Linked DNA regions of Homo sapiens: region 1 is linked to region 2. Evidence: chromatin contacts called from ENCODE Hi-C or POLR2A ChIA-PET data. All regions are on one chromosome and are shown on one strand. Each heading gives the region's core, a stretch centred on a gene start or an enhancer-like site at or near the end of the contact. The rest is flanking DNA. Distances are from core to core; before and after follow the strand shown. Region 1 overlaps RPA1 (replication protein A1). Region 2 overlaps MYO1C (myosin IC).

Region 1 (7,374 bases), core at 1,621-4,120, 360 kb after region 2:
TCGGCTCACTGCAAGCTCTGCCTCCTGGGTTCACGCCATTCTCCTGTCTCAGCCTCCCGAATAGCTGGGACTACAGGTACCCGCCACCACGCCCGGCTAATTTTTTGTATTTTTTAGTAGAGACGGGGTTTCACCGTGTTAGCCAGGATGGTCTCGATCTCCTGACCTTGTGATTCGCCCGCCTCGGCCTCCCAAAGTGTTGGGGTTACAGGCGTGAGCCACTGTGCCCGGCCTTTTTTTTTTTTTTTTTTTTTTTTTTGAGGCAGAGTCTCACTCTTTCTCCCCATACCCCCCCACTACCGCCCCAGGCTGGAGTGCGGTGGCGCAATCTCGGCTCACTGCAACCTCTGCCTTCTGGGTTCAGGCAGTTCTCGTGCCTCTGCCTCCAGAGTAGCTGGGATTACAGGCATGTACCACCACACCTGCGTAATTTTTTGTATTTTTAGTAGACACGGGGGTTTCACCATGTTGCCCAGGCTGGTCTTGAACTCCCAACCTTAGGTGATCCACCCTCCTCGGCCTCCCAAAGTGCTGGGATTACAGAAGTGAGCCACCGCACCCGGCCCTGAACATTTTTTTCCCTCTGCCCACTGCCTGGGTGGTTCTTCACTCTTCCCCACACTGGCAAACACTATCTTCGTATCTCAGCTCATTTGTGACTTCCCTTACTAGGCTAAATCCCTTTGAGACCCCAATTCCTGTTCATTCACTTATTGAATTATTTATTTTTTTTCTTTTTGAGATGGAGTCTTGCTCTGTTGCCCAGGCTGGAGTGCAGTGGCACGATCTTGACTCACTGCAACCTCCGCCTCCTGGGTTCAAGCAATTCTCCTCCCTCAGCCTCCCAGGTAGCTGAGAATACAGGAGACTGCCATGATGCCCGGCTAATTTTTGTATTTTTAGTAGAGATGGGGTTTCACCATGTTGGCCAGGCTGGTCTCGAACTCCTGACCTCAAGCAATCCACCTGCTTCGGCCTCCCAGAGTGCTGGGATTACAGGCGTGAGCCACCGCGCACGACCCCATTCACTTATTAGATGCATGACTTGAGGCAAGATACTAAACTGTTTCTTTTCTGTAAAATGAGAGCAATGATATCTATTGCATAAGGTAAGTAGGAGGATGGAGTGAGTTATTAAATTTAAAGTGCTTAGCACACTGATACATAGTAAATGCTCAGTGTTTATGTTACCTATTAATAATTGCAGTTTTATGTTTGTTGATTTATCAGTTTCTTTTTAAAATTTTAAAATTATTGTGTTTGTTTGTTTGTTTGTTTTGAGACAGAGTCTTGCTCTGTTGCCCATGCTGGAGTGCAGTGGCACATTCTCGGCTCACTGCAACCTCTGCCTCCCGGGTTCAAGCGATTCTCCTGTCTTAGCCTCCCTAGAAGCTGGGATTACAGGTGCCCACCACCACACCCTGCTAATTTTTGTATTTTTAGTAGAGACAGGGTTTCGCCATGTAGGCCAGGCTGGTCTTGAACTCCTGGCCTCGAGATCCACCCACCTTGGCCTCCCAGTATGCTGGGATCACAGGCTTGAGCCACTGTGCCTGGCCTAATACTTTGTGTAAATTCCATGAGGCCTGCAATCATGTCTGGGTTATTTTACTCTGCATTGTATCCCCAATACCTGGAGAAGTGCTGGCAAGTTTTAGGTGCTGAATAAATGCTTGCTAGTTGCATGAATGAATGAGGCAGTGGGAAGAAAGGGACAGGTGAATGGGGAAGAAAGGCAGCTTGGGGGAAAAACAGGAACAGGAAGAACTATTGTTGGACTCAAGTGAATATTTAAATAAATTAGGAATGTGTGAATGCTGAAACCGGGGAAGTGATTTTAAATTGTAGCTTTCATTTACTTTATAGCTGCTACCTTGTGTCTTTAAGACAAATTAAGAATGTTTCTAGGCCAGGCGCAGTGGCTCACGCCTGTAATCCCAGCATTTTGGGAAGCCAAGGCAGGCAGATCACCTGAGATTGGGAGTTTGAGACCAGCTTGGCCAACATGGAGAAACTCTGTCTCTATTAGAAATACAAAATTAGCCAGGTGTGGGGGCGCATGCCTGGAATCCCAGCTACTTGGGAGGCTGAGGCAGGAGAATCTCTTGAACCCGGGAGATAGAGGTTCCGGTAAGCCAAGATCGCACCATTGCACTCCAGCAACAAGAGCAAAACTCCATCTCAAAAGAAAAAAAGAAAAGAATGGTTCTTCACTTTTAAAAAGACTGATCATGGGCCAGGCGCAGTGGCTCATGCCTGTAATCTAAGCACTTTAGGAGGCCAAGGCAGGTGGATCACTTGAGGTCAGGAGTTCGAGATCAGCCTGGCCAACATGGGGAAACCCTGGTCTACTAAAAATACAAAATTAGCTGGGTGTGTTGGCGTGTGCCTGTAATCCCTGCTGCTTGAGAGCCTGAGGCAGGATAATTGCTTGAACCCGTGAGGCAGAGGTTGCAGTGAGCCGAGATTGCACCAGTGCATTCCAGACTGGGCGACAGAGTGAGACTGTCTCAAAAAAAAATAAAGAATGATCATGGAGATATTTAAATAATTTGATAAGTTTTTTTATTTTTTAGAGATGGGGTCTCACTCTGTTGCCCATGCTAGTCTCAAACTCCTGGGCTTAAGCGATCCTCTCGCCTCAGCTTCCCAAAGTGCTGTGATTATAGATGTGAGCCACTGCACCTGGCCATGTTTTTATATTCAAAATTTTATAAACCTATTTCCAGCGTAGGTGAAGTATTTTGTTCATAAATGAAGAATGAAAGTTTCACATGTGTTTGTGGTGATGGAATGAGTTGGAGAACCTTTGCTGACTTTCATTATCAGCTAAAGCAGGTATCATTTTCGTTCAAAAGACACAGGCCACAAAGGGTACGCAAATACCACACACATGTGAAGGCGTTTGGGCAAGAGTCACATGATAAAATAAGAGATGATGCATAGAACTCTTGTGGTCAACAGAATACATAGCATTTGTATCTTAATTATATAACGAAAGGGGAAGGGAACTAATGTTTTTGACTATTTCTAATGTGACAGATGCTTTAGTAGTCAGTACTTAAGTAACCCTAGAAGATAGCTATTATACTCCCATTTTACAGAGGAAGGAAGTACAGAGAGGTTGAATAATGTGTCCATGGGGTGAAGATTTGAACACATGTGCCCTTGAGTATTACATTTGTTGCTTTATATACTTACTAGGGATTTTTTTTTTAAAGGGTCTCACTCTGTTGCCCAGGCTGGGGTGCAGAAGCACAATCTCAGCTCACTGCAACCTTCACCTCCCAGGTTCAAGTGATTCTTTTGCCTCTGTCTCTCGATTACAGACGTGCGCCACCACGCCCAGCTAATTTTTGTATTTTTAGTAGAGATGAGGTTTCGTCATGTTGTCCAGGCTGGTCTTGAACCCCTGGCCTCAAGTGATCTGCCGCCTCGGCTTCCCCAAGTCCTGGGATTACAGACTTGAGCCATTGCACCTGGCCGTAATTTTTTTTAAATGACAGAGTCTTGTTCTTTGTCTCTCAGGCTGGAGTGCAGTGGCATGATCATAGCTCACTGCAACCTCCAACTCCTGGGCTCAAGTGATCCTTCCACCTCAACCTCTCCAGTAGCTGGGAGTACAGGTGCATGCCACCATGCCCAGCTAATTTTTTTTTTTTTTAATTTTGTGTAGAGATGGGGTTTCGCCATCTTGCCTAAGCTGGTCTCTAACTCTTGGTCTCCAAACAGTTCTCCTGCCTTGCCTCCCAAGTCTTTGGGATTATAGGCATGAGCCACTGTGCCTGGCCTTGTCCCTTAAAATGAGTTACATTTGTAAACAGCTGATTTCTTTGGAGCATCGTCCCCATATACTTTTCTTTCATAAGTGATCTCATCCTTCTTCCACCCAACCTTCCCCTTGAATTTGTTGTTTGTTGTTGTTTCCATTTTAGCAGAATTCATGTTGCTCTGATAGGGGCTCTTTTCAAACTGATGTCTTATCCTTCTTAGTACCTCAAACTAGGTCTTGTTCAGACATGTTATAACAAGTTAGTATGAGTTTATTTTAGTGCAAAAAAAATTTTTGAAATGCATGCATAGTTTTTTCATAATGCACATTTTTCGTGTACTTTTTGAATCCCCCTCATACATGCACGTGGTTTTAAAATCAAACGGAACAGAAAGGTGTTCATGGCCGGGCATGGTGGCTCACATGTGTACTCTCAGCACTTGGGGAGGCTAATGCAGGAGGATCCCTTGAGGCCAAGAAAGAGTTTGATACCAGGCTGGGCAACATAGCAAGATCCTGTCTCTATTTCATTTAGAAAGAAGAAAGAAAGAGGTGTTTAATGTAATTACTGACCTCCTGCCTTACCTTGTCCAGTACTGTTCCCCAGAATAACTGCTTTTTAGAAAAATCACTGTCATTGACATTTTGCTTACGTATAGTAAATTGCACCTTTTTTATTTATTTATTTATTTATTTGAGGCAGAGTTTCCTCCTGTCACCCTGGAGTGCAGTGGCGTGATCTCAGCTCACTGCAACCTCTGCCTCCCAGGTTCAAGCAGTTCTCATGCCTCAGTCTCCTTAGTAATTGGGGTTACAGGTGCACGCCACCACCTGGCTAATTTTTGTATTTTTAATAGTGATGGGGTTTCACTATGTTGGCCAGGCTGGTCTCGAACTCCTGACCTCAGATGCTCCTCCTGCCTTGGCCTTCCAAAGTGCTGGGATTACAGGCATAAGCCACCATGCCCGGCCAAATTGCACGTATTTTAAATGTACAGCTTGATGAACTTTGACAAATGTGCGCACCCCTGTAACCACATTGCCCCTGTGGAGATATAGAATACTTCCATCAACGCACAACTCCTCTTGCTCCTTCCCCACCTCCATCCTCACCCTAGGCAACCAGTGTTCTGGTTTCTACCTTTGTAGGTTAGTTTTGCCTTTCCTAAGACTTCATATAAATGGAATCAAATAATATCTATCCTTTTGTGTCTGGCTTCTTTCAGCAGTTTTTTTTTTTTCCCCAGAGGTAGGGTCTCTGTCACCCAGGCTGGAGTGCAGCGACACAGTCATGGCTCACTCCAGCCTTGACCTCCTGAACTCAAGAGATCCTCGCACCTCAGCCTCCTGAGTAGCTGGGACTACAAGTGCATGCCACCACTCTTGGCTAATTAAAAAAAAATTTTTTTTTTTTTTTTTGAGACACAGTCTTGCTCTGTTGCCAGACTGGAGTGCAGTGGCGCAATCTCAGCTCACTGCAACCTCTGCCTCCTGGGTTGAAGCGATTCTCTTCCCTCAGCCTCCCGAGTAGCTGGGATTACAGCCGCATGCCACCATCCCCAGCTAATTTTTGTATTTTTAGTAGAGACGGGGCTTCACCACGGTGGTCAGGATGGTCTCGATCTCTTGACCTCGTGATCCACCCGCCTCAGCCTCCCAAAGTGCTGGGATTACAGGTGTGAGCCACCACGCCCGGCCTAAAAATATTTTTTGTAGCGATGGAGTCTTGGTGTGTTGTCCAGGATGATCTTGAACTCCTGGGCTCAAGTGATCCTCCCACCTTGGCCTCCCAAAGTGTTGGGGTTACAGGCACAAGCCACCACTGTGGACCAAAATGGTTTTTGAGATTTACCCATGTTAATTCAGTAATCTGCACCTTTTTATGGCTCAGTAGTATTCCATTGTATGACTATAACAAAATTTGTTTATTTACTTATTATTGCACATTTGGGTTATTTTCATCTTTTGGCTATTATAAATGAAGATGCTATGACCATTTAAGTACAACTCTTTTTGTGGAAATATGTTTTCGTTTCTCTGGGATAAATATCTAGGAATGTAATTGCTGGGTCACAGGTAACTGAATGTGTAAAAGAAATCGCCAACCTTTTCCAGTGTGATCATGAGAATTCTAGTTGCTCCATATCCTTGCCAGTCATCAGTCTTTGATTTCGAGTATTCTAGTGAATGTGTAATGGTATCTCACTGTGCTTTTATTTGTATTTCTCTGGTGGCTAGTGACGTTGAGCATCTTTTCGTGGGCTTACTGGCCATTTGTATATCTTCACGAAAGAAGTGTCTGTTCACATCTTTTGTTCACCTAAAAATTGGGTTTTGTGCTTATTAATGAGTTGTGAGAATTCTTGATTCTTGCTAGGTCTTTTGTTAAATATAAATATTACATATATTTTTTCCCAATCTGTGACTTGCCTTTTCTTTTTTGAAATTTTGTTTTTTTTGAAGTGCACTTTTAAATTTTCATGAAGTCCAAGTTATCAGGTTGTGTTTTTTTGTTTGTTTTTGTTTTGTTTTTTGCAGAGTTGTGTTTGTGTGTCCTAAGAAATCTTTGCTAGGCTGGATGTGGTGGCTCATGCCTGTAATCCCAGCACTTTGGGAGGCTGAGGCGGGCGGATCACCTGAGGTCGAGAGTTCGAGACCAACCTGGCCAACATGGAGAAATCCCGTCTCTACTAAAAATACAAAATTAGCTGGGCGTGGTGGCAGGCACCTGTAGTCCCAGCTACTCGGGAGGCTGAGGCGGGAGAATGGCGTGAACCCGGGAGGCGGAGCTTGTAGTGAGCCAAGATCGCACCACTGCACTCCAGCCTGGGCAACAGAGCAAAACTCCGTCTCAAAAAAATAATTAAATAAATAAAATAAAAACAGCAGGGTGCAGTGGCTAACGCCTGTAATCCCAGCACTTTGGGAGGCAAAGCCGGGCAGAACACCTGAGGTCAGGAGTTCGAGACCAGCCTGACCAACATGGAGAAATCCCGTCTCTACTAAAAATACAAAATTAGCCGGGCGTGGTGGCGCATGCCTGTAACCTCAGCTACTCAGGAGGCTGAGTCAGGAGAATTACTTGAACCCAGGAGGTGGAGGTTGTGGTGAGCCAAGATCGCACCATTGCACTTCAGCCTGGGCAACAAGAGTGAAACTCAGTCTCAAAAAAAAAAAAAAAAAAGAAATCTTTGCCTACCCGACCCAAGGTCACAAATCTTTTATGCTGTGTTTTCTTCCAGAAGTTTTATAGTTTTCGCTTTGCCTTGTGGTCTGTAATGCATTTCAAGTTTACTATTTTATCTATGATATATAGCTCTTTTTTAAATACAGATATTCAGTTGTTCCAGCCCTGTTTATTGAAAACACTATCCCATTTCATTGAGTTACTTAGTCACTTTATTTATTTATTTTTTTAATTTTTTATTTTTGAGATGGAGCCTCGCTCTGTCACCCAGGCTGGAGTGCAGTGGCACGATCTCGGCTCACTGCAAGCTCCACCTCCCGGATTCACAGCATTCTCCTGCCTCAGCCTCCCGAGTAGCTGGGACTACAGGCACCCGCCACCATGCCCGGCTAATTTTTTTTTGTATTTTTAGTAG
Region 2 (6,748 bases), core at 598-3,097:
GTTTGGCATCATTGGGTTTGATGCAGCGGACGTAGGCGGGCTCCTTAGACTGCAGGATCTCCACCAGCTGCAGGAGGCTCATCTTGAACTGGGTGGCGACCTGGCGAGCCAAGAGGCATGGGAGGTTGGCCGGAGCTGGGCTAAAGCTGCTGACCCCAGCAGCGAGTACCCCACTCCCCTGGCTGGTGACGCGCGCAGCAGCCTCTGATTCTGCCTGGTCCTTACTCCTCCCACCACAGCTTCCTCGCAGCAGAGGAGGGGGCCAGACTCCACCCCTTACCCCTCTGGCTGGGCGAGAGACCTCAGTCTACGAGCCTCACTCCAGCCTAAAACTCCTGCTCAGGTCTCCCAGCAACCTCAGTGCTACACCTCCCTTTAGTGGCCCTTCTTTTTCTTTCTAGAACTTCAGGGCTGCGTTCCTAAACAGCATGTCCCATGCTACGCATTCAGCTAGTATCTGGGTATGCTGCTCTGCGGGACCTGGAAGGATCTCAGGCCTGGCGGAGGAGCACGCTCCTTGGCAAAGACTCACAATCCCGGTGTTCCGAGAGTAGCAGGTGTATGCCTGTGGGTTCTGAGAGCCCCACAAAGGGACAATTCATCCAGTCTGAGGGTTAGGGGGCACCAGGTGACGTCTTCTGGAAATGACGCTCTGCTGAGCTTTAAAGGATAAGGAGGAGGGGCGGGTGAAGTGGCTACAGGGAAGGACTGAGGGGGAGCTGCTAAGTACTCCGGCAAGATCCAGTGGCTGGACAAGGGAGACAAGGAGAGAAAAGAACGAGGGGGCCGGAGCCGGGCGCGGTGGCTCACGCCTGTCATCCCAGCACTTTGGGAGGCCGAGGCGGGCGGATCACCTGAGGTCAGGAGTTTAAGACTAGCCTGGCCAACATGGTGAAACCCCATCTCTACAAAAATAAAAAAATTAGCCGGGCACGATGGCGGGTACCTGTAATCCCAGCTACTCGTGAGTGTGAAGTGGGAGAATGGCGTGAGCCCAGGAGGCAGAGGTTGCAGTGAGCCGAGATCGCGCCACTGCACTCCAGCCTGGGTGACAGAGCGAGACTCCGTCTCAAAAACAAAAACAAAAACAAAAAAGGGGATGACACCCAGGTTTCTGGCCTGGGGGACTGGGTCAAAGAAGGAGAAAGCCTGGAGGGGCAGACCAAGGGCCCGTTTGTTATAGACCAGTGGGATCTAGGGTGCCCTGGGGCCACCTAGGGGAAGAGGATGAGATACACGAGTCTGTGGCTTGCTGGAGAGGCCTGGGCGGGAGGGTGTGTAGGCATCCTCAGCAGGGAGACGCTAGGGCCGGGAGGATGTGGTGCTTCGGGAGAGGGTGGGGTGGACGGCAGCAGCGGGCAGGGGCACAGTGAGCCACACCCTGGGCAGCATGTCGCCTGCATGCCCTCCCTGCCAGGCAGTCTGGCTTCCACCTCCCTATGGACTCACTGACCTCACTCTTCTGGGGCTCCCCTGACCCTCTTTTTGCCAAGCCCAACAGCCGTACCTCCGCCTTCAGCTCGCTGGAGCCCTCCCTGCATCTGGCACCCTGGCCATGCCTGCCTTTCCCCCGGTCCTTCTCCTTGATGCCATCGCTTTCCTGCTCACCTCATGGCCTTTTTAGACTCTCTGTGTCTGGACTGGGCCCTCACTATAGGTTCATCTGACATTCCCAAGTCATCTCCAATGCTTCCTCCTCCAGGGAGCCTCCCCAACCCCTCACCCCTTCCGCCCCGTCAGGCCGTTTGCTGTTCCCTCTTCTAAGTTTGCAAAGCACCCTGTGCACATGTTGCTGCAGGCACACCCACTCATTGTGGTACCTCAGTGCCTGGCAGTGTCTGCTATAAATGTCTGCTGAGTGGGTAGACACATGACAGCAACCGCACAGAGGCAGCTGTCAACATATGGGCACCCACAGAGACAGACGTACACAAGGATTCCCCTACAGACACAGCCCACACTGAAGACACACGACTCCACTATAGACACAGCACACACACACAAGTAGGCAAACAGGGACAGGCGTGGTGGCTCACACCGGTAATCCTAACACTTTGGGAGGCCGAGGCAGGTGGATCACCCGAGGTCAGGAGTTTGAGACCAGCCAGGCCAACATGGTGAAACCCCATCTCTACTTAAAATACAAAAAATTAGCCGGGCATGGTGGCAGGCGCCTGTAATCCCAGCTACTCAGGAGACTGAGGCAGGAGAATCGCTTGAACCAGGGAGGTGGAGGTTGCAGTGAGCCCAGATTGCGCCACTGCACTCCAGCCTGGGCAACAGAGCGAGACCCTGTCTCAAAAAAAAAAAAAAAAAAAAAAAGTAGGCAAAGAGGCACCTAAGGCAGCCCCCTACAGACACCTGCAGATGTGCACGGGCTCACACGCGTTCACACGCACGCTGCCAGCTCCCAGGCTCACACAGGCCCTCATGCACACTCAGGCGCATGCACCCCTGCGCCCGGTCCCGCCACCTCCTCACCGTCTCTGGCCGCTTCTTGTCACTGAGCTCGCTCCGGTCAAAGCACTGGCTCATAATGGGATTCTTTGAGCTACACATGGTCTGTGTGGGCAGAGCCGGGGTCAGGGTGGGGCACAGGGACAGGCAGGACAGGCTCCTGGACACAGGTGCAGAGCTGTGGGCTATCCCCACCCCCACCCCGGCCTCCCCACGTCCTCCTCACCTCCTTAAGGTTCCGGAAGAGAAGGTCATTGTTTTTGTCCAGAAACCCTGGGAGGGGAGAACCGACGTGAGGTGAGACAGAGCCTCCCCGCAGGCCCCTGTGGGGACACAGCCCCAGGATCCTCACCGGTCACGCTGTAGGTCACCTCCCCCGCATAGTGCAGAAGGCGGAATTCCCCTCGGCCCAGAGATTTCCTGGTCCGCTGGTCAGCCAGCTTGTGCCTGGGGGTGACAGGGAGGAAGCTGCAGATGGCTGCCGGCCTGAGCCAAGCCCTCTGCCTGCTGAAAGGGCCTCAGGAGCAGGAACCAGCTGCCCAGGTGCACCCCAGGCCGGGCACAGTGGCTCACGGCTGTAATCCCAGCAGTTGGGGAGGCCGAGGTGGGTAGATCACAAAGTCAGTACTTCGAGACCAGCTTGGTCAATATGGTGAAACCCCATCTCTACCAAAAATACAAAAATTAGCCAGGCGTGGTGGTGGGCGCCTGTAGTCCCAGCTACTCAGGAGGCTGACAAAGGAGAATCGCTTGAACCTGGGAGGCAGAGGTTGCAGTGAGCCGAGATGGTGCCACTACACTCCAAAAAAAAAAGAGCAGGTGCACCCCCAGGGCTGGGTCACTGAGGCAGGCCAGGCAGGGCCAGTGGCCTCCCTGATCAGAGCGGACCATGGAGGCTCAGAGAGGTAGATGGCCTTGGCCAGGGCCACACAGTGCCAGGACCGGGACCTGGGCCTCCTGACGGCCAGGGTACGCTGCAGGGAGGGAAACTCTCGTTGCTTCGGCCGCTGCGGGCTCTGCTCAGAAGGGGTGGTGAGCTGCGCACTACTTTTCAGAATGGAATCTGCTGCCCCAAGAGAGCACTTAAGTCTTAGGCGTGTTTATACCCTTTCACCCATTTGCTTTTAAGAACTATTTCAAGCAGCTAACCAGAGACACGGACAAAGATTGAAGGCACGGAGATGTTTGTGGCAGCCTTGTGATTCCAGCAGAAACCTGGGAGGCTGGCCAGGGGCCCCGAAGGGCTGGGTGAGAGAGGGGAGTATCTGTGGGTCAGAACCGCTCCAGGAAGTGTTCTGAGGAAAATGTTGTTTGATGATACGGGAAAATGTGCAGGATATTTACCCTGAGCCTTATACACAAGTTCTCGACTACGAAAAAAAATGCATAGAAAAAGGCAGGAGGGAAATGCCTCACACAGTTAACAGCCATGGCCTTTGGGCGACGGGATCACAGGTGGCTTTTGCGCACATTCCAACTTTGCTGTAATAAGCAATATTATTTTTATAATCAGGAACAAGTTTTTAGTATTTATTATTTAATGAATCAGGCAGCCCCTAAACCCGAATAGATTCAGAGAGACTCCTAGAAACAAGTCTTTTTTTTTTTTTTGAGACGGAGTCTCACTCTGTCATCCAGGCTGGAGTGCAGTGGCACCATCTCAGCTCACTGCAAGCTCCGCCCCCCAGGTTCAAGCAATTCTCCTAGCTCCCAAGTAGCTGGAATTATAGGTGCCCACTACCACGCCTGACTAATTTTTGTAGTTTTAATAGAGATAGGGTTTCACCATGTTGGCCAGGCTGGTCTTGAATTCCTGACCTCAGGTGATCTCTGCCCACCTAGGCCTCCCACAGTGTCGGGATGACAGGCGTGAGCCACCACGCCCATCCAGAAACAAATTTTCAATATATTATTATGCAAAAAATACTCATGGCTTTGGCATTCAACAGCCCTGGCACTGACCCCAGCTCGGCAACCCAGATGAGAGCTAATTTTGGGGAAATGACTTCGCCTCTTGGAGTCTCAGTGAGAAAACACCAAGAACCCCTCAAGGAGCAGCTGCAGGTGAAGCGACGACATGCACAGCATGCATCAGACCGCGCTGGACAGAGGCGCTTGTTCCTGTTTCTACCTCTCCCCACTTCAGAGGATTCCTTCAATAAAAATCAATTTCCAAACAAGGAAGATGAAAAATCTTAGCAAGTTTCATTCTCAAACAAGAAGAAGGAGGAAGCCAGGCTACTAGTGTCTTGTTTTTTGTTTTTTTTTTTGGGGTTGAAGTCTCACTCTGTCGCTCAGGCTGGAGGGCAGTGGTGCGATCTCGGCTCACTGCAACCTGCACCTCCCGGGTTCGAGCGATTCTCCCGCCTCAGCCTCCCGAGTAGCTGGGATTATAGGCACCTGCCACCACACCCAGCGAATTTTTGCATTTTTAGTAGAGACTGGGTTTCACCATGTTGCCCAGGCTCGTTTTGAACTCCTAACCTAAGGTGATCCACCCGCCTCAGCCTCCCAAAGTGCTAGGATTACAGGCGTGAGCCACTGCACCTGGCCTTCTTTCTCTTTTTTAAAAAATTCATTATTTATTTTTTTCCCTTTTTTTTTTTTTTTGAGACGGAGTCTCGCTCTTGTCACCCAGGCTGGAGTGCAGTGGGTTGATCCTAGCTCACTGCAACCTCAAAACTCCAGGGCTCAAGTGATGCTCTTGCCCCAGCCTTCTGCATAGATGGGACTCCAGGCGTGTCAGCATGCCTGGCTAAGCTTCTTAGTTTCTGGACACATGTGAGGGGTCCTTAACTCAGCACCGTCCCTGGTCACCTCCTTGTGGCTGGTGTTTTGTGATGGCGGAGGGACTCCTGCACTCCGCAGGCTCTGCTGCAAGTGAGCCCTTGCCCCCAGCAGCCCCGCAGCCCCACTCACGTCAGGAAGTGTGGATGGTGCTTGACAGTATCCTCCAGCTTCTCCAGGAAGGTCAGGTCTGTGGCCTCCCCGGGGCGCAGACACTCCTCATCCTGGGGGGTGTGGCACAGGGGGAAGGACGTATGGGGGACAGGTCAGAGCGCACAGAGGATTGGGGTCACCGTGCTGGGAGGCACAGACACAGGGGAGGGGCAGATCACAGGGAGTCTCCACAGAGAGCTTCCAACTGGGGCGGCACCTCCCTCCATCCTCCATTCACAGCTCTGCCCTGTCTCTACTCAGCCCCAAACTCTGGCCCTCCGTGGACCAGCCTGGAGAGAACGGAGAAGGGGGACATCCTCCCACCCAGCCTCCAGCACCAGGCCTTGGAGGCGCAGAGGACTCACCAAAATCGAGATGATGCCCTTAAACTTCTCCTCCACCAGATCACAGATGATTTTGTTGTTGAAATACTGGACGGGCTCCCACTGAGGGGCAGAAGGGAAGGAAGGGATCACCGTGGGGTCCTGGCACCCTCTCCCAGGGGCCCCGATACCCAGGCTCCCCGTGGCCCACGGAGAGTGCCCCCAGGCTAGCACACACCGCGATGCCCTCTGCCTCGTACTCCTCCTGCTCCGACTTGAGCGTGAGCTCGATGAAGAGCTGCTGCAGCTTCTCGTTGCAGTAATTGATGCAGAACTGCTCAAAGCTGTAAGGAAGGAGAAGAGCCCACAGTGGCTCAGTGGGGACACAGGACCAGGAGAGGGGAAAAGCTGGACGACGCCCCTGAGCACAGGAGGTGAGAAACACAGAGACAGTCCCCGGCTGGCTGGGGAGTCACAGGGCAGGAATGAGAGGCTGGAGGACAGAAGAGAGGGAGCAGGACAGGAGACCGGGAGGAGAGACGGGGGAAAGATGGCACCGACCTGTTATGCTGAAACACTTCAAAGCCATAAATATCCAGGAGCCCGAGAACCGTGGTGCTCCGCCAGCTGGGGCTCTCCACGTCCTAGGGCAGTCATTCAACCGAAGGCGTGGGCCCCCTGCGCGTGCCAGCCCCACCCTGCAGCACCCCCCGCCTCGCCGACGGCCCTCCCTTCTGCCTTGGGAGCAGTGTGGACCGAGCCCTCACCTTGGAGGCCAGCGACCTGTTGATCTTCCCGACGAGCCAGGTAAAAGTGCGGCTGTACACAGCCTTGGCGAGGGCGTCTCGTGCGTACGCGGCCTGCTCCAGGTTCAGCGGGCTCAGGAGCTGTGGACGCAGCGTGAGACAAGGAGATGAATGCCACAGAGCCTGTGCATCCCACCTGCTCCCAGGCTCAGGCAGACCAGGAAGCCGCCACCACTCTGCACTCCCAGCTCCAGCAAGCCTGCAGTATGGGGAGGGGTGCTG

What was found. Hi-C counts contacts between places; a loop is a spot of excess contacts on that map. ChIA-PET counts read pairs that join two places held with the same protein, here RNA polymerase II (POLR2A). Pooled maps may share reads with other maps.
Region 1: a pooled map shows a loop between it and region 2 (3-fold over the local background). The contact joins two enhancer-like sites. A Hi-C loop is called at or near these places in 2 of 50 pooled maps. POLR2A ChIA-PET finds 5 or more read pairs at or near these places in 3 of 52 experiments (BJ, HEK293T and activated CD4-positive, alpha-beta T cell).

What each region holds. Positions count from the first base shown.
Region 1 is chr17:1,831,666-1,839,039 of GRCh38, forward strand. All of the region lies in intron 1 of RPA1 (replication protein A1), which reads left to right. Among named protein-coding and RNA genes, the nearest start is that of RPA1, 5.3 kb to the left of the region's middle. Within about 2 kb of position 2,871, at least 4 of the 41 ENCODE cell types and tissues checked have a DNase peak (open chromatin) inside an H3K27ac peak, as active enhancers do.
Region 2 is chr17:1,472,129-1,478,876 of GRCh38, forward strand. MYO1C (myosin IC) reads right to left here. Exons shown (of 32, transcript NM_001080779.2): 10 at 6,488-6,607; 11 at 6,282-6,364; 12 at 5,959-6,064; 13 at 5,763-5,843; 14 at 5,377-5,468; 15 at 2,810-2,904; 16 at 2,684-2,730; 17 at 2,482-2,562; 18 at 1-100. Among named protein-coding and RNA genes, the nearest start is that of MYO1C, 17 kb to the right of the region's middle. RefSeq lists a silencer at 1,804-1,893 and enhancers at 2,704-2,833, 2,984-3,053. Within about 2 kb of position 1,848, at least 2 of the 41 ENCODE cell types and tissues checked have a DNase peak (open chromatin) inside an H3K27ac peak, as active enhancers do.